2 separate regions of the Homo sapiens genome follow, and region 1 is linked to region 2. A link is an interaction called in ENCODE POLR2A ChIA-PET data of the cell type or tissue named here. Cell type or tissue: HepG2. All regions are shown on one strand. Each heading gives the region's core, and the rest is flanking DNA. Links, peaks and the distances in the headings are about the cores only. Region 1 has its middle 76 kb from the start of GZMB. Region 2 overlaps STXBP6 (syntaxin binding protein 6).

Evidence for each region. Peaks named below come from ENCODE experiments on the same cell type or tissue, not always from the same donor. Only the 100,000 strongest peaks of a DNase experiment are listed, where the experiment ranks them.
Region 1: POLR2A ChIA-PET joins it to region 2 with 5 read pairs; 2 of 35 experiments call an interaction of 5 or more read pairs at or near these places.

The regions. Positions count from the first base shown.
Region 1 is chr14:24,705,915-24,714,998 of GRCh38, forward strand. No RefSeq gene overlaps it. Among named protein-coding and RNA genes, the nearest start is that of GZMB, 76 kb to the left of the region's middle. In HepG2, for the core only: a CTCF peak has its summit at 4,686 (motif pointing right); a DNase peak (open chromatin) is centred at 4,677.
Region 2 is chr14:24,974,701-24,983,784 of GRCh38, forward strand. It overlaps STXBP6 (syntaxin binding protein 6), which reads right to left. Exons shown (of 6, transcript NM_001394410.1): 2 at 1-150. The coding sequence starts at 118. Among named protein-coding and RNA genes, the nearest start is that of STXBP6, 71 kb to the right of the region's middle. In HepG2, for the core only: no CTCF peak of the experiment used is centred there; a DNase peak (open chromatin) is centred at 4,651.

The sequences.
Region 1 (9,084 bases), core at 3,670-6,169, 270 kb before region 2:
CAGGGGCCTGTGGGTGGCAGTCAGCCCCACCTTCTGTTTGTAGGTGGACACCGAATGGTGTTATAAGTCATGGTGTAGCTCAATGGTAAAATCCATTTTTAGTTCGGTGTGCAAACAGGAACTGATACTATTTGAAAAGGGGAATTTAAAACACCCCACGTGGGTACCACAGTGCAAAGGAGAAGGTTAATCGTGGAAGAAAGATGCTGCCAAAGCACATGGTCCCAGAATGCTCAGCCCAGAAAGACAAAGTATTGCAGTCTTTCACAGCCATTTTCATAACAAATTGATAGCATATTCCCTGAAATCTGGGTCTGAAGCAAGGTCTTCTGAAGGAAGGTCTTCTGAAGCAAGTCTGAAGCAAGACTGAAGCAAGGTCTTTCTGTCTAAAATCCGTCTGGATATAGAAAGGCACATGAGTCCCATTTTTGTGCTGGGGTTCTGAAAGTTAGGGCCGGGCATGGAGATGGCATGGGTGTGTCAGTGTGTACGGAGTATTGTATTTCCAAAGATAGCTTCAGCAATATCTCCTCTCTCATGTGCCACTCTTCCATCAAGAGGAGAGTCTGTTCTCTCTCCCTTAGAATGAGAGCTGACCTTGTGATTCTTTTGAGCAATGAAATGTGGTGAAAGAGATGTTTTTGGACTTTGAAAAGCCTGGCAGCTTCCACTTTTGCTTTCTGGAGGAAGCCAGCTTCCATGTTAGAAGTCCAACTCTCTTGGGATGGCCATGCCACAAGAAGCCCAACCTTGCCATATGGAGAGGCCTGGGGGAAGGGAACTCAAGCCCTCAGCTGACAGCCCCGGCTGAATCCCAGCCACCAGCCAACACCAACTTGCCAACCACATGAGGAAGGCTGACGTGGCAGCGGATCCTTCAATTCCAGTCAAGCTGTCCCAGCTGACCGTACGTGAACAGAGGTGAGCTCTGCCCCCTGAGACCTGGTCAAGCCGCCGAATCGTAAACAAATAAATGGCTCTGTTGTCTTGGGCCATGAAATTTGGAGGTGGTTTGTTATGTAGTCATAGCTAACCAAAACAGGAGGAAAAGGCATAGAGTTGGCCTGTGCCCGTGGATGTAGAGCAATGGGGGTATGAAAGCAAGTTCCAGGACAAAGGCCTGGGAATCCAGGGACAGGCCACAGCATTGGATTCAAAAGGGGTGGCCGAGAGTCATCAAACAGATCCCAGATGGAGAGTCTGCATCAGAAATTCGAGAAAGCAGAAGAACAGGGGACAGATACAAGGAGAGGATACCAAGGCAATTGTTCATTAAGTTTGTGGGTTTTTTTAAAGTGTCAGATCGAGAAGGATTTTTGAGGGATTTTCTATGATCCCCTTCATAGAAATTGCTTAAAGGATACAACTAAAGTAAGTATAAAACAAGCATTTCTGAAATTTGATTTTAATAGGGCCCTGAAGCAAGTGTACACCCTCAGTCTCATGGCAGGGGCAAGAGCAGTATGAGACACAGCAGAGAAAGGTCGCCACTCCACCCTTACCTGTGCCACATAGCATCCCATGCAGTCCTGATGGCTGAGGCAGGACGGGGTGAGGATTCACTGCAATGCATTGTTGTTATATAGTAAATTTCATATGAGTCTAATTTCTTGCAAGGTCCCTGTTATCGTCATAAAGCCTTGACTTAAAGAACCCTTCTAGGTACTATTATATAAATACACATTCAGGAGGGACCTTGTGGATATGAAGATTCTAGCACTCAGAATCTGTAAAAAGCTAGGTAAGCACCACCATTTCCCGAATTCTATCTTCACTGCGTCTACTTCCAACTGTGTGCCCTATGTGGTACATTAGCATAGATCATAACTGATGCATTGTCACCTTAAATAAATTGGATTTATTATTCTATCTCTTGCTTCAATCACATTCAGAATGTTCTAAATTTCTAGTGTCTCAGCAAAAGCTATGCTGAGGATAATGTTAGTCCCACCCCTTAACAGAGCTTGGCCTAAGCTAAATTATGGAATATTCCAAGGTTGCTTCCTATTTCTTTTTTGTAATATGTTGTTCCTTTCCCCAGGGGAGACAGGAGCACCATGTCCTCCCATAACTAACCTCAGTCCTAGGGTGCCCATGGAGGCCTGGCCCTCTCATGTCCTTTATGCTTCTGACCTGCCCCTTCCTCCAAGAACACGTACTCATTTTGATGATGAAATATGTGGGTTTTTTTGAATAATTTTTGACACAGTAACATGTTCATAATGTTGTTTGCTTGAAAAACAATACAAAACTATACGATATACACAGCATTAAAAATGTAATAAGGGTATAAATTTCATTATTTTAACTACTAATAGCAACATTCCTTTTAGGGAGAAACTGTTCTGCTTTAGAAAATAACTTGATAGGCCGGGCGCGGTGGCTCACACCTGTAACCCCAGCACTTTGGGAGGCTGAGGCGGGCGGATCACGAGGTCAGGAGATCGAGACCATCCTGGCTAACATGGTGAAACCCCGTCTCTACTAAAAATACAAAAAAAAAAAATTAGCTGGGCATGGTGGCGGGCGCCTGTAGTCCTAGCTGCTCAGGAGGCTGAGGCAGGAGAATGGTGTGTACCCGGGTGGCGGAGATTGCAGTGAGCCGAGATCGCACCACTGCACTCCAGCCTGGGCGACAGAGTGAGACTCCATCTCAAAAAAAAAAAAAAAAAAAAAGAAAAGAAAAAAAAAGAGAAAGAAAAAGAAAATAATTTGATAGAGGCATTTGACTTAGAAGGAGAGGCCTGAGGGTGAAGAGTTGGTAGGAGTATAAGAAACAGCAGGCAGTGGCTAAATTGCTCTGCATGAGCCCCGAATCAGGGAAAGAGAGCCCAGAGGTATTTCCAGGCTGAGGACAGTAGGGCATATGGTGGCTGGTGGGGATCCTGGGGCAGTGGGGATGGCCAAAGGACATTGTGCGGAAGGCCTGGCTGATGTTTTATTTGAAGCTGTATGCTGCAATGTACTTTTACTCTCTGGTCGTCAGCCTACCACAGGCACAAATATGAACTGTGTGTGTGTGTGTGTGTGTATGTACATGTGTGCTTGTGCATGCACTCACACATGCACAACTGTGTGCATTGGGCAAGGGGGCAGACCTGGTAATAAGCAGGGTAACATTTATGGAGGCAGAAGCTGGAACCAAGAGCCAACTGTGAAAAAATAAAATCCTCATCCATCTGCAGAAATTTAGGGGAGGGCTTTGGGCTCTTACAAGGAGAGAACTAAGGTTTGCATCATTTTATCCAGACCTCAAAGTCCATGCAATTCCAGCTGACCTATTGATTATAGATAAATCCATAATTATGTAGCTGGAAAGAAGAATCAAATGTTAAGATTAGTTGTCTCATGGTGGGGATAATTTTCTTCTTTAGGGTTTTCTCTATTACATTTTCTACAATGAGCATTTAGTATTTTTAAAATTAGAAAAAGTTATTTTAAAAATGCACTCATCCTAAACGTCCCTGAATTTAGCCATCAAGTTAGGAAGGAATTAACAAATTAATCTCATACCTGGTGTTAAAGATTAATAACATATAAAGGATGAATAATAATAAACATATCTAAGAACATGTGTGTTTTAGCAGGGGCCTCCTGGAGACTGTAATTCTGAAAGGCAAAGGAATAGAATTTTAAGCAGAGAAAGACAGCATGACTCAAGTTAAGTAGCTCCATATTCAATATCTGAAGGCTAATGTTGCCCTTTAGCTAAAGGTGTGGATAAACTCTGGAAATAGAAGGAGAATTGTATCTCATTAGTGATGTCTGAGAAAAGGAGAAGTTCTCAAGGCATCCAGAGACATACCTGTGGAACTTCTACCTCTGTTTGGGAAAATTGGCACTAATATTTCCTAGCGGGCTCTTGAGCTATCATAAATTGTTTTCTCTTGGATTTTTAAAAACATACTTTGGGAGCTTTACTCTTCTTTGCCCTCCAGTATGGATAAAATCCCTGACAGCTTGAAGCCCAGGATTTGTGGATATATGTTTTATGAGGGCAGGGGCCATGCCTGTCTTCCCAGCTGCCTCCCGAGGAACCTAGGACAAAGCCTGAGACAGAGAAGGATACAATAACGACTAATAATAACTTATTTTATTAAATGTTTACAGTGTGAAAGGTCTTGTTCAAAGTACCTTAAATGTACTCCAAGCATCTCATGCATTGTTAGAATATGCCTATGAGGTAGGTAAAATTTTTATCCCTGTTTTATAGATTTAAAAACGTGGGACACAGGGAGATTAAGTCACTTACCCTAATTTGCACAAATGGCAAATTGTGAAGCCAGCCTGTGAACTCAGACTGCCTGTGTCCATATTTTGACGGCTATGCTTTGGTAGCTGCTCAATAAATGGAAGGGAGCTAGAGGAAGAGAGACAGGGAGGAAAGTGTCAGTCATTTCGAGTATTTTTCTTCCCCCTTGGCAAGAGGATGCCGTAGAGGTCAATAATTCCCTCTGAATTCAGGTGGGGTCCCTTTGAAAATAAGCGACAGAAAATTTTGTGTTTCTCTATCACGGGAATAGGAATTTGAATCCCCACCCCCATCTCAACCCCTTATGTTGAACGAGTTATCTGGGGTCAGCCTTGCATTTTTTTAGCTTTCCTTTGGAGATGCATCAGCTAACAAGCTGGTCGGCCAAGCAGTTTCCCAAAGAGGTTGCGCCCATCCCTGAACACTAGAGGGCAGTATCTCAACAGGCCTGAGAATTTTGAACGCATCATAAAGTATGCTTTCATTATTTTCAGAAAAAAAAAAAAAAAAAAAAAAAAAGCCTGTTGGACTGATTATTTCAGCTCAAGAATTTGAGAGTCCAGGGGAGGATGCATTTTAATGACTCCAGGGAACGGATCAAATTAAACACATTATCTAGGATTTTCTTCTCTGGCCTCCTCTCAGCCGCCTTCTCAGCGCTTCTGTCTGCGCTGCGTGAGTTGCAGCCCTGTGCCCTGAGTCTTCCCCCTTGCACAGAAGCAGCCCTTGCCGAAGAACCCAGGACCAGAAGAGGCCTCAGCAGCTTGTCTTGGCGCAGATCCTCCACGGTCACCTTCCAGCAAGACAAACTTAAAAACCGTTGAATGTTGTGTGCCTAGCCAGCATGCCTGCAGCTGGATAGGATGGCCCTTGACATGGAAAAACCAACCCAGTCCTGGCGGCTGCCACATCCCTGAAGACCTAGAGCTACACATTCGGCTGGGAGCGTTACATATGTGATCTCTAATCTCAAAAACCTTGCAAGGAAAATAGTTTTACCATTTTGCAGACAAAGAAACAAATACAGAGAGGTTAAAAAAAATGTGCCCACGGTCAAAAAGCCAGCAAGTACAGAACTGGACTCACACCAGAATGTCCAACCCAGAGCCTAGGATACACATGGCATCTCCAATAGCTACTGCCTCTCCTTCTCTTATCCCTTAAATTACTGCTATAATTGGCCAGAACATTAAGTGGATACACTACATGATTTCCCTTGAGGGGAGGATGGACAGAGATGCAGGCGTCTACTTTGGACCCTGTGAGTGTGAACTTCAAAGTTCTATTCGTCCTCCATCCCCTGCAGCTCCTGGAATAAACTGGCACTTAATGGTTGCTCAGTGCTGTAAAGCTGGACTTCATTTCACTTAATAATATTCTGTGTTGTCCTGGCGCTGTGGCTTGCGCCTGCAATCCTAGCACTTTGGGAGGCCGAGGCGGGCAGATCACGAGGTCAGGAGATTGAGACCATCCTGGCTAACAGGGTGAAACTCTGTCTCTACTAAAAATACAAAAAATTAGCTGGGCGTGGTGGCATGCTCCTGTAATCCCAGCTACTTGGGAGGCTGAGGCAGGAGAATGGCGTGAACCCGGGAGGCGGAGCTTGAAAGTGAGCGGAGATCGCGCCACTGCACTCCAGCCTGGGCGACAGAGCGAGACCCTGTCTCAAATAATAATAATAATAATAATAATAATAATAATAATAATAATAAAGTAAAAAATAAAATAAAATAAAAATTCTGTGTCTCCTTGGGTTATTTGATGGATTTACTGATAATTGTGAAGAAGTTTGTTTCTGCTTCGCTTTTATACAGGAGCTGTTTCTGCTCAGCTTCTTGTTAAAACACCCTTAGAAACCCGTAAGTAAATGTTGCAATTGCATTCTTAGCTTTATTCTCACTGATAAGAGACATAAGTGATTTTTAAAAGGCAGAACTAACTAATCAATCAAAACAAGCAGCTGTAATCTGATTTTAGAGCAATCTGCATGATAAGAGTTGGCCAAGGAGAAATAATTTCCTATCGCAGTGGGATAATGTGCAAATGAAATATAAACTCTAGGCTCCCTCACATCACAGAATGTCAGAGAAGTGCCAAGCAGAATGTGTTTATGAATGGGAAAGCCAATGGTGTTATATTTTCTCTCAGGTTATTCTCAATCTCATTTTCAGAAGGGACAAAATAGCTCTAAACATTTCTAAATATTTTACTCCATATGGTCCAAATCCCAAACTTAAAAATATCCACCAACTGTCCACAGAAAAGGTGTTTTAAAGAAAAATAAAGAATCAATTTAATTGGAAATCTCCTTAGAAAAGTTTTCTCAGCAGTAAAATAGTGGCTGCCTGCCCTGTGGTGTAGTTGAATCTATTCTAGCAAAGGCCAGACAATTATTCATTAACCATGTCATGAAAAGTGTCACAGTTGGTGGAACGTTGAACTAGGTGACCCTGGGGGAGGTTTCACTCATTCTAAAATTCTTGAAAATTCTTGAAGCACATAAATAGTGATTGCCTTTAATCTTAACAAAGTCCACCATATTATCTTGCAAAGAACCAGGACCAGTGATCTCATCCTCTTGCTGTTAGAAGGCTTGTCAACTTTCCCCACACCCATCTTTCAACTCCTGGAAACAGGACAGGCCACCTGCTGTGGATACACTTCAAAGAAAAGCAAAGAAATCATCATTAAAAATGAGTGGGGAAACTGTTGCTGTACCTAAAATGAGAAAGCTCTGTGGCTGTCCTCACTATCTTGAAAACCAGCTGGTACATGACAGATGCGACCATCAGCCCAAATCCTATAATTTTTTCTTTCAACTGTGGACCCAACACGGAAGCCCTGGTGAGAGAATGGCTTTGTTAATGCCCTGGTGTGCTCCCCTGAGGCCTGCAGCATGCCTGTGAGTGTGTGTGCTTCCTTTTGGACAGGTGGAGCAGCTGGCCTCCCTATCCAGCAGCCCCAGACAGGCCACCCACCACCGTCCTTTCCTCAGCTCTCTAACAAACACTTCTCGAGCGTCTACTGTGTGCCAGGTGCGGCTCTAGGTGCTGGGACCATAGCAGTGAGCAAGTAAGCCAGAGTTCCTGCTCCTAGAGGACTTACATTCTTCTGGGGAGAAAGTCAGGAAAAGAATGGACAAATCAGAAAATAGTAGAAATATGTGCTCGGAAGAAAATAAGACATGGAGGAGGGAAGGGGAAGGCCTGAGGAACTCCTTTAGGATGTCTGGTGAGAGAGGCCTCTGAAGAGTGGCCTGAATGATGAGAGAGGCCTCTGAAGAGTGGCCTGAACGATGAGAGAAAGCCATCCACGCACAGATCCAGACAAGAGCATTCCAGATAGGGCAAACAACAAGTTCAAAGGCTCTCAGGTGGAAATGCCCATGGCATGCATGAGAAACACCAAAAACACCAGTGGGGCTGGAGTGTCATCTATGCAAAGATTGTGGTATGAGCTGCGGATGGGGGAGAAGTGGCTATGCTGAAACTGGTGAGTGACTGAATCCTAAGTGCACTTTGAACCATGTAGATTCAGCCTCAGTCACTAGATAAAGGACAATTCAGGACAACCACAGTTCCTGATCCTTATTCAAGGTACCCTTTAGCGTCCAGCCATAATTACAGTTGGCAGAGATGGCCAAAATTCCCTCAGAATGACTCCCCATGTGAGCCTTGAATCTGAAAAGTCGGCTGGGGAATAAAAAAACAGCCACTCTTGCCCTTCATCAACTTTGAAAAATCTATCAAACCTACATTTTTTTCTGGGATTGTAAGTGCAAGGCCAGTATTTCAAAATCTCCCAAGCGTCGGTAATTTTTCCCATTGTATCTCTGACTCACCCAAGAGTTTACCTCAGAGTCCCATCAAAACAGCACTCTCTCTGCTGATCTGAACAATTTTTAAAACATCCTATTATTACAGTCAACTAGAGTTATTTTTCCCCAGAAGGGGAATGACATCGATGGCTGGGATTTTAGTGTGTGCTGCAGCCTCAAGCTCTGCCACACACCACACACAGTTCCCCCCCATCTAGAAGCTGTATTCTTCTTCCCTAAATTTTCTATTACATTTATATTCTATTTGTAAAAGTAGGTGGAAAATTTTTGGTCTTAGAAAGTAGCTTTGAATGAGAAACAATTAAAAGGCATCAAAAAAGAACCCCATTGAGACTTGGTTCTTTTGGAGAAAGGTGTCCAGACCCCAGCTCACCAACATCTGAGCAAAATCAGGCCGAGATTCCTCCTGCTCTTCCTCGCCTCTCCTTCCCTGTGACGGTTTCATTTCAGAAGCCAGCATCCTCTTACTTTGGCCTCCACCCTGTATCTCAATCTTGCTCTGGGTTTGCTGCCAACCAATCCTATGGAGTCACCCCAGGTGAGAGTGCAGTGTATTGGACTAAACCTGAGCTGCCTGGAGTCCCAGCCCTGCTCCTAACAAGCATGTGTCTGGGTGCCACCTCGCCTCTCCCAGCCACAGCACCTCAACTTGTAAGGCCTGCCAACTAAACCCACTACCAGGACTGTCATTTGACTAGACTCTGATGGTTAATGGCTTTCCTTGGGTGGGACAACTCTAATGGGATGGGTGTCTGATGAGCATCTTTGGAGAGACTCTGAGACCCTTTTGGTGCAGTGTGGGCAAGTCTCTGTACTGACATAGAGTTCTGAAAAATTAATCTCTGTACTCTTCACACTTTCCTACACCTCTTGGACCCTTCTCTCAGTCAGTCAGAACATCTGGATGGAAAGAGAAAGAAACAGTTCCCATCTAGTTTATTTTCTTTGGTTTGACTTCCAAATTAGGCCCCTAAGAGTCAATAAGAATAAAAGG
Region 2 (9,084 bases), core at 3,409-5,908:
CTCCAGTTGCCAAGAAAGGAATCTTTTTCTTTGTCCTCCTCTTGACTTGGACAGCTCCCAGCATCCTTTCATCAAGAGGTGCAAAAATTTCCTTGCTGATAGCAGATTTGGCACTCATTGTAGAACAAGTGAGGACAGCACGCAGTGAATCTTTTAAAGAAGGAAAAGAAAGGAAAGTTGGAATTGACAACATTGTAAGGGTTCATACAATAATCAGCAGCAAGTGAATTTGCAGGTGAAGTAATTTTCAATTTACAGTTTAATCTCATAATTGCTTGAAATGTATTATAGAAACATTAAAAGCAAGGTCTTCATATTTGTAATAACTATGAAAAAATAAAGACAAAAAGGGGGTACTTATTTACTTCCCAAAAATGTCAAACACAATATGAGATGAGTAGTACAAACTGGGATCTGGAAAGTTTGTTAATTACTACCCCAACTGCACCTCCCTCTAACTGGCAAGCAGTACCCACTCTATTCCTGTTCTGTAAGAAACATATTTCACACTTCCAGAATACAAGTCTTTCCACTGTCCAACAGTCCTTAGAGTCAAGAAATTCTTTATGCCCCTTCAAAATCTCCTTTAATGTAAATCCATTTCCCTAATTCCATTCATAATGGAAATAATTATATCATCTTCTACACAATAACTATACATGCAACAGAAGACCATTAAATTAATACCCTTCTTCTGCCTTTGATCACGCTAAGTAATGAATTCTTATTTATTAGCTTCTCCCAATGGGTTCTAGTTTGCAGTGCTCCTCTGCATCTAGTTACCATGCTCTGTACCCTTGACAAACACTCCACATTTTCCTTCAGCCAAAATGGATACATAATTCTAAAAACATATCTGACTAATGCTAAGTATTTTGGAAATGTTACCCAGCAGCTCCCACATGTTATGCTCCTCTGGTTAACTGGCAGTGGATGCCCAATAATTAAGAAAATAAAGCAGTATGACGCTGACTCACAGTGAGTTCCCCCCAGAACACACACATACATAGCCCCCATGTTATATTTAGTTTTCTAAAAGTTGTACTTCCCCAATGGTCTTAACTCTGCTTATTTATATCTATTATGTTCAAGTTCAATCTGAAATATTAAGCCTGTCATCCAAAAAGATTCTACAGCAACTTGAGTAAACTTTCTCCATTCCATCATCCTAGTCATAAATAGTCTGTGCCCTAATAATGAATAGATATTTGTTCAGGCAATTCAACAAATCAAAATTAAAGGCACAGAGAGGGCCCATGGGTTGGACATGCAGAGTATCAGAGATCCCGCATATGGATCAACAGCATAGCTATCTGCAGTAACACAGCTCAAAGAGTTGATCAGACTGCTGTAAAACTGAGCCAGCTGGTTACAAAAACACCTGCTATGTGCCACTTCTATGATAAGTATTAGAGATACAATAAATAATCAAGACATGGTCCCAGTTCTCCAGGAGTTGACTGCTAACTACATCAGAGGTTTCACTTAAATCCAGATAGTTTATAGTAAAAGATCACGGGATCATCCTTCCCAATGCAAGATTCACAAATGCTACCCACACAACTGTTTACCTGTAACCTGTTCACATCTATAACCTCCTGGTAGGAAAGTGATATATTAAAAAAGAACACCTTTCTAGTTAAAGAAATTTCTCCTAGTTTTTATTCTGTAATAGGGCAGGTTTTCTTAGTGACACAAGAATACCTATCTATACATACACAAAGAATATGTATCTAGATATCCTAGAAATTATAGATCTAATACCCACATCTACTTGTGCTCCAATCCCAACATTTTATCATCACCACCAGGTTCTTCATGCTGGCCAAGAACAAAATGACAACAGTGGAGGGGGACCTGTTTTTCAAATGCTGATCACTAACTGATACGGTATGATTTCCTACAAGTTGGCAACAGAATTTCATAATTTACCCCATGACTTTCCTAGGCAAGATGTTACAATTTATCAGGGACTTTTATTTATTTTTTTTAAAGAAAGAAACACATACTGGTTATTTTCTAGCTCCAAGGCCACTTGCCTCTCACTATTTGGGTACAGGTGAAAAAGAAAGCCAGTGGTAGCACAGTGGCTTCAAACCATTTGATAAGCAATGTAGAAAGCAAGCCAAAGTCCTGAGCTGACTGGGCGCTCTTTTTTTTTTTTTTTTTTTTTTTTTTTTGAGGCAGAGTCTTGCTTTATCACCCAGGCTGGAGTGCAGTGGTACAATCTTGACTCACTGCAACCTCCACTTCTCCGGTTCAATCGATTCTACTGCCTCAGCCTCCCCAGTAGCTGTGATTACAGGTGCCTACCACCACGCCCAGCTAATTTTTGTATTTTTAGTAGAGATAGGGTTTCACTATGTTGGCCAGGCTGGTCTCAAAACTCCTGATCTCAAGTGATGCACCCGCCTCGGCCTCCCTACGTGCTGGGATTACAGGCATGAGCCACCGCGCCCTGTCTCACCCGGTGTTCTCGGACCAGTGCCTTCCCAGCTGTCATGGCTTTTGCTTTTTCATCTCAGGTCCACAGTTTTCAAAAACTGTAGTTAAAAGAAAAAGAAAGCTATCATTTTATCATATAAAATCTGTCAGAAAAAGGAAAGAAAGAGATAATGTGGTTTTACCAAGCTTAGGAAATCCTGTTCTTTTTAAAAACTGGTGAGAAATAGAAATGACCTTTTATTTTTTTTTTAAATACTGATAGTCAGTGACCAAGAACAAGAGAGAGAGAGAGAATAGATAAAGCCAGTAACTTCTTCATGGAGCACAAGTTTTAGAATCAAACAAACTCAGGTTCAAATTTTAACTCCAACACCTAAGACTTATGTGATTTCTGGGTAAATCTCTTAAAATTACAGACCCTTAGTTTATTAACTACAACATAGAGATGTCTTCACCTACCTCCTGGAACTAAAGAATTAAATGAAACAATATATGCAGAACACTTATTCTGTTGCCTGAATAATTAAAAAATGCTTAAAAATGAAACATTTTTATTAATTCTCCTACTATGATATGAAAAGATAAAAATCCCTCTGAACTTGAAGAAATTGAGTAAATGCAGCAATCTATACCAAAGGTATTTGTAAAAGTGAAACCCAACTTTATTTACAAATCCTCACCTTTCTCACCCATCAGTGTGAGACCCTCCACCTACAGATAAACAGTCTCTTATAGGGATGGTTTTGTACTAAGTATCACAAGGATAAGGAATTTATAGGCATCACTCTTTAGGATACTCACTAGGAGATTATCAGATTCATTCTATGTGAAATTATCAAAAGTTTTTATTCAGGGCAATGACACTAACAGGACAGTGTGGAGCACACATGTATACATGTTTTTAATGTCACCCTGGGAATGGTAATAATGCACAGCAGATTAGATGGAAAAGAATCAGAAAGTAAAAGGGGTACTGTCATAACTTCATAGCAATAACTTAAGAGTATCCCAAATCTGATTGTATGTCTGAATTCAGCATGGAGAGCTTTTCAAAAACGCAGACCCCTGGGTCCTTCCTTTATACCCACCAAATTAGAATCCTGGGATCTGTATTTTAAACAACTCTAACTGGTTCTCATGCAGCCATGCAGTCATTCTGCCACCTAATTTAAATGCTCTGAGCCTAGAGAGGAGCTAAAACCTAGACCAGAAATGTAGTGATGGGAATGGAAAGGATGAATCATTTCAGGAGAGAATATAGGAAGACAATGCACAGGATTTTTTTCTCTCCATCTAAGCAGCTTTATCAAGCCTTACGTCTTAGTGTTGGTAAATCATTGTCCATCCCAAGGCTGAGAACCCACTGTAAGAAATTAAGATGAATATAACAGCAATGGTACACCAATGATCACTAGTTACTCCAACCTATATCACCCCATGGAAGCCTTTTCTTTTCCTGCTTCTACAGGTTGTAATTACAAAATTTTTCCATCCAAGAAACCAACCTACAATATGATTTGCAAGTCAAAGCAGCTGGTTCCCATAAGTGTTAGTTACAAAAAACTAATCACAGTTAGTTCTGATCTTCTCACTTTGTGCCATCACATCTATACATACCATTCTTGTTAATGCATGGCTACTGTAGTGTGATGCCTTTCCACTGCCCAAGTAACTAGGAAATAAGACCATCCTTTAGGTTAGGAGTTGCAAACTCAAATGACCTCAGAGAACAGGTAGATGAAGCGCATAAGCAAAGGGGAACAGGTGTAAGATGCAACATTTTTGGTTTCCAGTAGTGGAACTGGTATTTGTCATCTGTGGTCAGGAGACCAAGAGTAGTAGTAGGAACTGCAGCAAATTAAAAACCTCCATTGTTAAGGCATTCATTATCATGCAGGTAGTTCTAGGGAAGTATAGTCTACAGCCCTTAAATATTTTTCATGTGAGAAGAAAGAATCTCCTCTGGTAAGGCAACAGTGCCATCTATTTAGCTTAATACTGTTAGATAGTTGATCTAACTTCATTAACTCCTCTGTTCTGATCCCATGTTTAACATGCAATCCTCTGATCAAGTTTTGGCCTTGTGGCTGTGCCACACAATTATTCTAGACTATGTAACAATTATACTTCCTATTGTAAATGAGTAACCAAGAATTTTAGACATCAGTCTCATAAGCTAGTTAATGTGTCTCAACACTAAAGCAGATGCAGTCAGCATGCTGATAACAAGTTTCAGAGTCTTTGAAGTTAAGAACCAAGATGATGTCACCCTGGAAGACTCTGGGGGGAAAATCAGCTAGTCTTTCCTACTTCAACGGAACTTCAGTTTGGTGAACCCAAATAAGTTAGAAATAAGAGAAATAAGATTCTCTAAAATTAGACTTCTTTGCATTACCACTTTGTTTTTGAAATTCTACAAATTCAATTTTAAGTCCCACCTATAATGTTGATGACACTAATCATGCATCCAACTCAGAGTGTCTTTCTGGCTTTAAACCCATATACCTAGCTGTAGACTGAGCATTTCCACTGAGACCTAACCTAGACCCTTCCTTCTCCCTCAACCCTTTCAAATCCCCATAACGAACCAATCACCAAGTCCTGTGGATTTGATTTAATATTTCTAGACTAGCTTTTCTTCATTCTCACTTCCTCTGCCTTAGTTTGGGTCTTCACCATCCCCGGCCTGAATAATTTTGATGCTTCCTCTAAAGGACTCCAGTACTGCTCTTACTTTACCACAATCAGCCCTCTACACTGTCCAATGTCATATTCCAAAGGATGAATATGATTCAAGCTTAACTGTACTTAACTGCTTCTTCTCCATGCCTCAGCTATTGACAAAGAAACACAATAATCTTAACAAGGAAAAAGACAATTTTGTAAATGTTAAAATCTAAATGGAGAAATGTTAAATTACTTCCCTTAAAAGCCACAATATAGACATACTAAATGCTACAAAACAGATGTTATTATATATCACTAAACCTAGAAATCTAAAAATGTTAATTTTGCTCCAAAGTTCAAAAACTTTAACAGGTAGTCAGAAAATATACAAGCTTTTATGCAAAGAAAATCAATTTTATTTTTTCTGATGTCATATATTAAGATCAAGGAGATAATATGAGGCCAATTTAGCCCCTTTAAAAGTGTTTAAGAAAGAGTTACTGATTTTTAACAAAATGTTTACTTAGATAATGTTTCTCTTTGATAAGACAGTTCTCAAGTTGAAAGCTTTAGTCTTTCCATGGTATGTAGGCATGTGAATAAACAATAAATTAGACAAAAATTTTAGTCCACCAACCAGTTTTTCCATGTAATTCAACTACTACTCTTAACTACTAGTTCTTATAAGTAGATTCTAAAAAGGAAGTCAGATATGCTATTAGAATAGACAGGTAACTTTAATCTGGTGACAACATTTGAAGTCTTAAAAGTACAATCACTTCAAGTTCAATCACTCTTTATTGCTACAAACAAGGGCTATTGGATGGGCTTGCCATGGTGAGAAACCAGATGGGAATAGCAGACCAAGAACCCATATTTAAGGCTTCACAAGCTTTACAAAATTAGGGTAAAATCAATAGACATTCAGCAAATCCTCTAACAACATACTTAAAGGAGCCAGAAACTTCTAAACATGAAAAATAATGGGGATATGAATAAAAACTAAAAACATTATCTGTTCTGCTAGAAAAATAGTTGAAGATAGGAAAAAAAATATCTTAAAGTAGAAACTCCAAACAAAAACTGCACATGAACATCACCTGGGTGCCCAGGTCCTGCTCACAGAGATTCAGGGGATCTGGGGCTAGGGCCTGCAACTTGTTTTCTGAATGACTTCTTCAGTTTATTCTGCTATACAACCAGGTCCAGAGCCACTATCTTTGGGTTTTCCCCCTGTATTTAATGAATTACTTATAAAACAAATAAAAAGACCCCAGAAACAAGTGTACATGGCAAATATTTTGTAAAGCCCTAGTAATGAATCATTGAAGTTTACATAGCACTTCATGATTTACAAAGTATTTCTATATCTAATCCCAAATGTGTAATCAAGAGAGCCACTGAATATATCTTCCAAAGTTTGCTTCAAAACTGTAAATTAGAATCTTCAGATATGTATGTGAGTATTTTTTTTTTTTGAGGCAGAGTCTCACTGTTGCCCAGGCTGGGGTGCAGTGGCACCATCTTGGCTCACTGCAACCTCTGTCTCCCAGGTTCAAGCAATTCTCCTGCCTCAGCCTCCTGAGTAGCTGGAATTACAAGTGTATGTCACCATGCCCGGCTAATTTTTGTATTTTAGTAGAGATGGGGTTTCACCATGTTGGCCAGGCTGGTTTCCAACTCCTGACCTCAAGTGATCCACCTGCCTCAGCCTCCCAAAGTGCTGGGATTACAGGTGCGTGCCCAGCCCAGATATGTGTTTTTATGAAGGGTAAACTATGTCATTTTTAACACACCCAATTGGTGCAAGGATTATGAGGAAGTGTTATAATTCCTCTCCAACAGAGATTAATATGAGTTGAAACCTTTTGAGCCAGCAACTCTACCATTAGAAAAAATGGTGTGAGCATGCACACACCATGTGTGTGTTACAGATGCATGTTTACCTCAGATCCATTTTTAAGAAAAAATCATCATAAACAACCTAAATACCCATCAATCTTCATTGGTTAAATACAGTATAGCCCATCCACCCAACAGAATATTACATATCCTTTTAAAATTGTGGCACAGACCTACAGATATTGACTTGGAAAAATTGCCAAGAAATAATACAGAGTGAAAACAAGGAGGTTATAAAACAGAAAATGAGCTCATGAATTTGCAATTTTATGTGTATATTTACATGCATAAAGAGATGTCTAGAAAATAGTTTGCCAAAACGTTAATATGATTATCTCTGGATTTTGAAACAAGGAAACAGGTCAGAGATTCTGCAGGACAGTCTTCGTACTCCACTAAAATCTCAGTGGAGTGCTCCTTGAAAATTGCGGTTTTAAGGCACATTCTTTCCACCAAACCTGGAAGACCTATCAAAATACATTTTATTGAGACCCAATTATAAGTTGACCATATTCTTTTTTCAACTCCAGTCCAGGCATAGTGTTGAGAACCCCAAAGTAAATTAGCAAACTCCCACCCTCAAAAAGCTGTGAGAAAGGAGAGCAAACGCTGTGAATAATGACAAGGCTTAGAAGATAACTTTGTAGGAAGAAAATGGTACCCTTCTTCTGTCCAATTGCAGCTCAATGCTGGAGCCTTCAACCTGGTGAACAGAGCACCAGCTACGCGTTAGCCTGCGCTTGCTCTCTTAGATGAATAACTCTGGAACAATGTAAAAACAACACAACCGTACACAACAGCCCTGGTCATACTGTTTAATTCTTTAAGGAAGGAAACGAGGAATTGCTTTTCTGCCATCAGACTGCCAAAGACTATGAGACCCGATTGGCTTTCTTTTCCCTGTACATACTAACTCTCCCTGTGTAAAAGACATTATGTTCACAGGATTCTCTGAGCCCATGACTCATGTCTGCTTCAACTATAAACCTAGATTATTTTCATCTCCTCTTTCCTTGTTTATATGTCCAGTATACACATTCTTCTTGTAAGTCTGATATCCAAAGAACAAACCCTGACCACAAGATCTGTGTTTACACAAGTTTATTTACATTGCGGGTGTACCTTTTAATCTTGTCAATTACTACATCCTAACTTTCACAAATGATATGACAAAGCCAAAAAATAACACCACCAACAAAAGCTACATAGGATATGTCATTTGGAGGATTTATTGAGGTAAGACGAAGATTTCATAAGCATCACTCATTCCAAGGGATTCTATTAATAGGAACTCCACATTCACAAGTTTAAATTCCAAGGACCAGTTAAGCCAGTTCTACAGTATCCATGTACCCTTTCTACAGTAATGGGTAGAAATAAAGAATCATAGTGAAGGCCAGGCTAGAATACACTCATTGGTGTATTATGGATACTGACGAGATTATCAATCTAAAACATAGAACAAACCTTGAAAAGTGAATTGAACCACATCAAAAGAGGAAGGTAGTAACAGAAAAAAATTAAAAAGAGCTCAACTTTTTGACATTCCCCTATTTTTACTGAGCAATCATGTCATTGTAGTATCCAACAACTAGTCAGCAAACTAAGAAAACAATATGTTGACTTGAGAACATCACTTACAGCAGACAGCACTGGAAATAGCCAAATCTATTCCAACCATGTTCAAATACAGGCAAAAGCCACATAAAGATTGACTTAACATGAAAATAAACATTTTAATTATCTGCTAGGTTCTGCACTACTTGCTGAATTAGTTTGTTTCTTTTGCTTACACTGAAGAAAAGACAGAAGGAAAAGCACTAAACCCATATATGAAAGGAAGTAAAAAGTTTGCATAGTAGGTCAGTTGTTTTCCCCTTAGAGGAGGGTATGATTGATAACAGAAATTGCAGATTTAAAAAGAAAACAAGAAGATGTGTCTACCATTAAAAATAAAGAAACAAACAGAAACATAAACTCTCCAGCAAGCATAACATGAGCTTTTTATATTAGATATTTGTTGACTCAAGCTTTAGGTAAATTTTAAGTTTTCTTGATTTAAGCTAATTC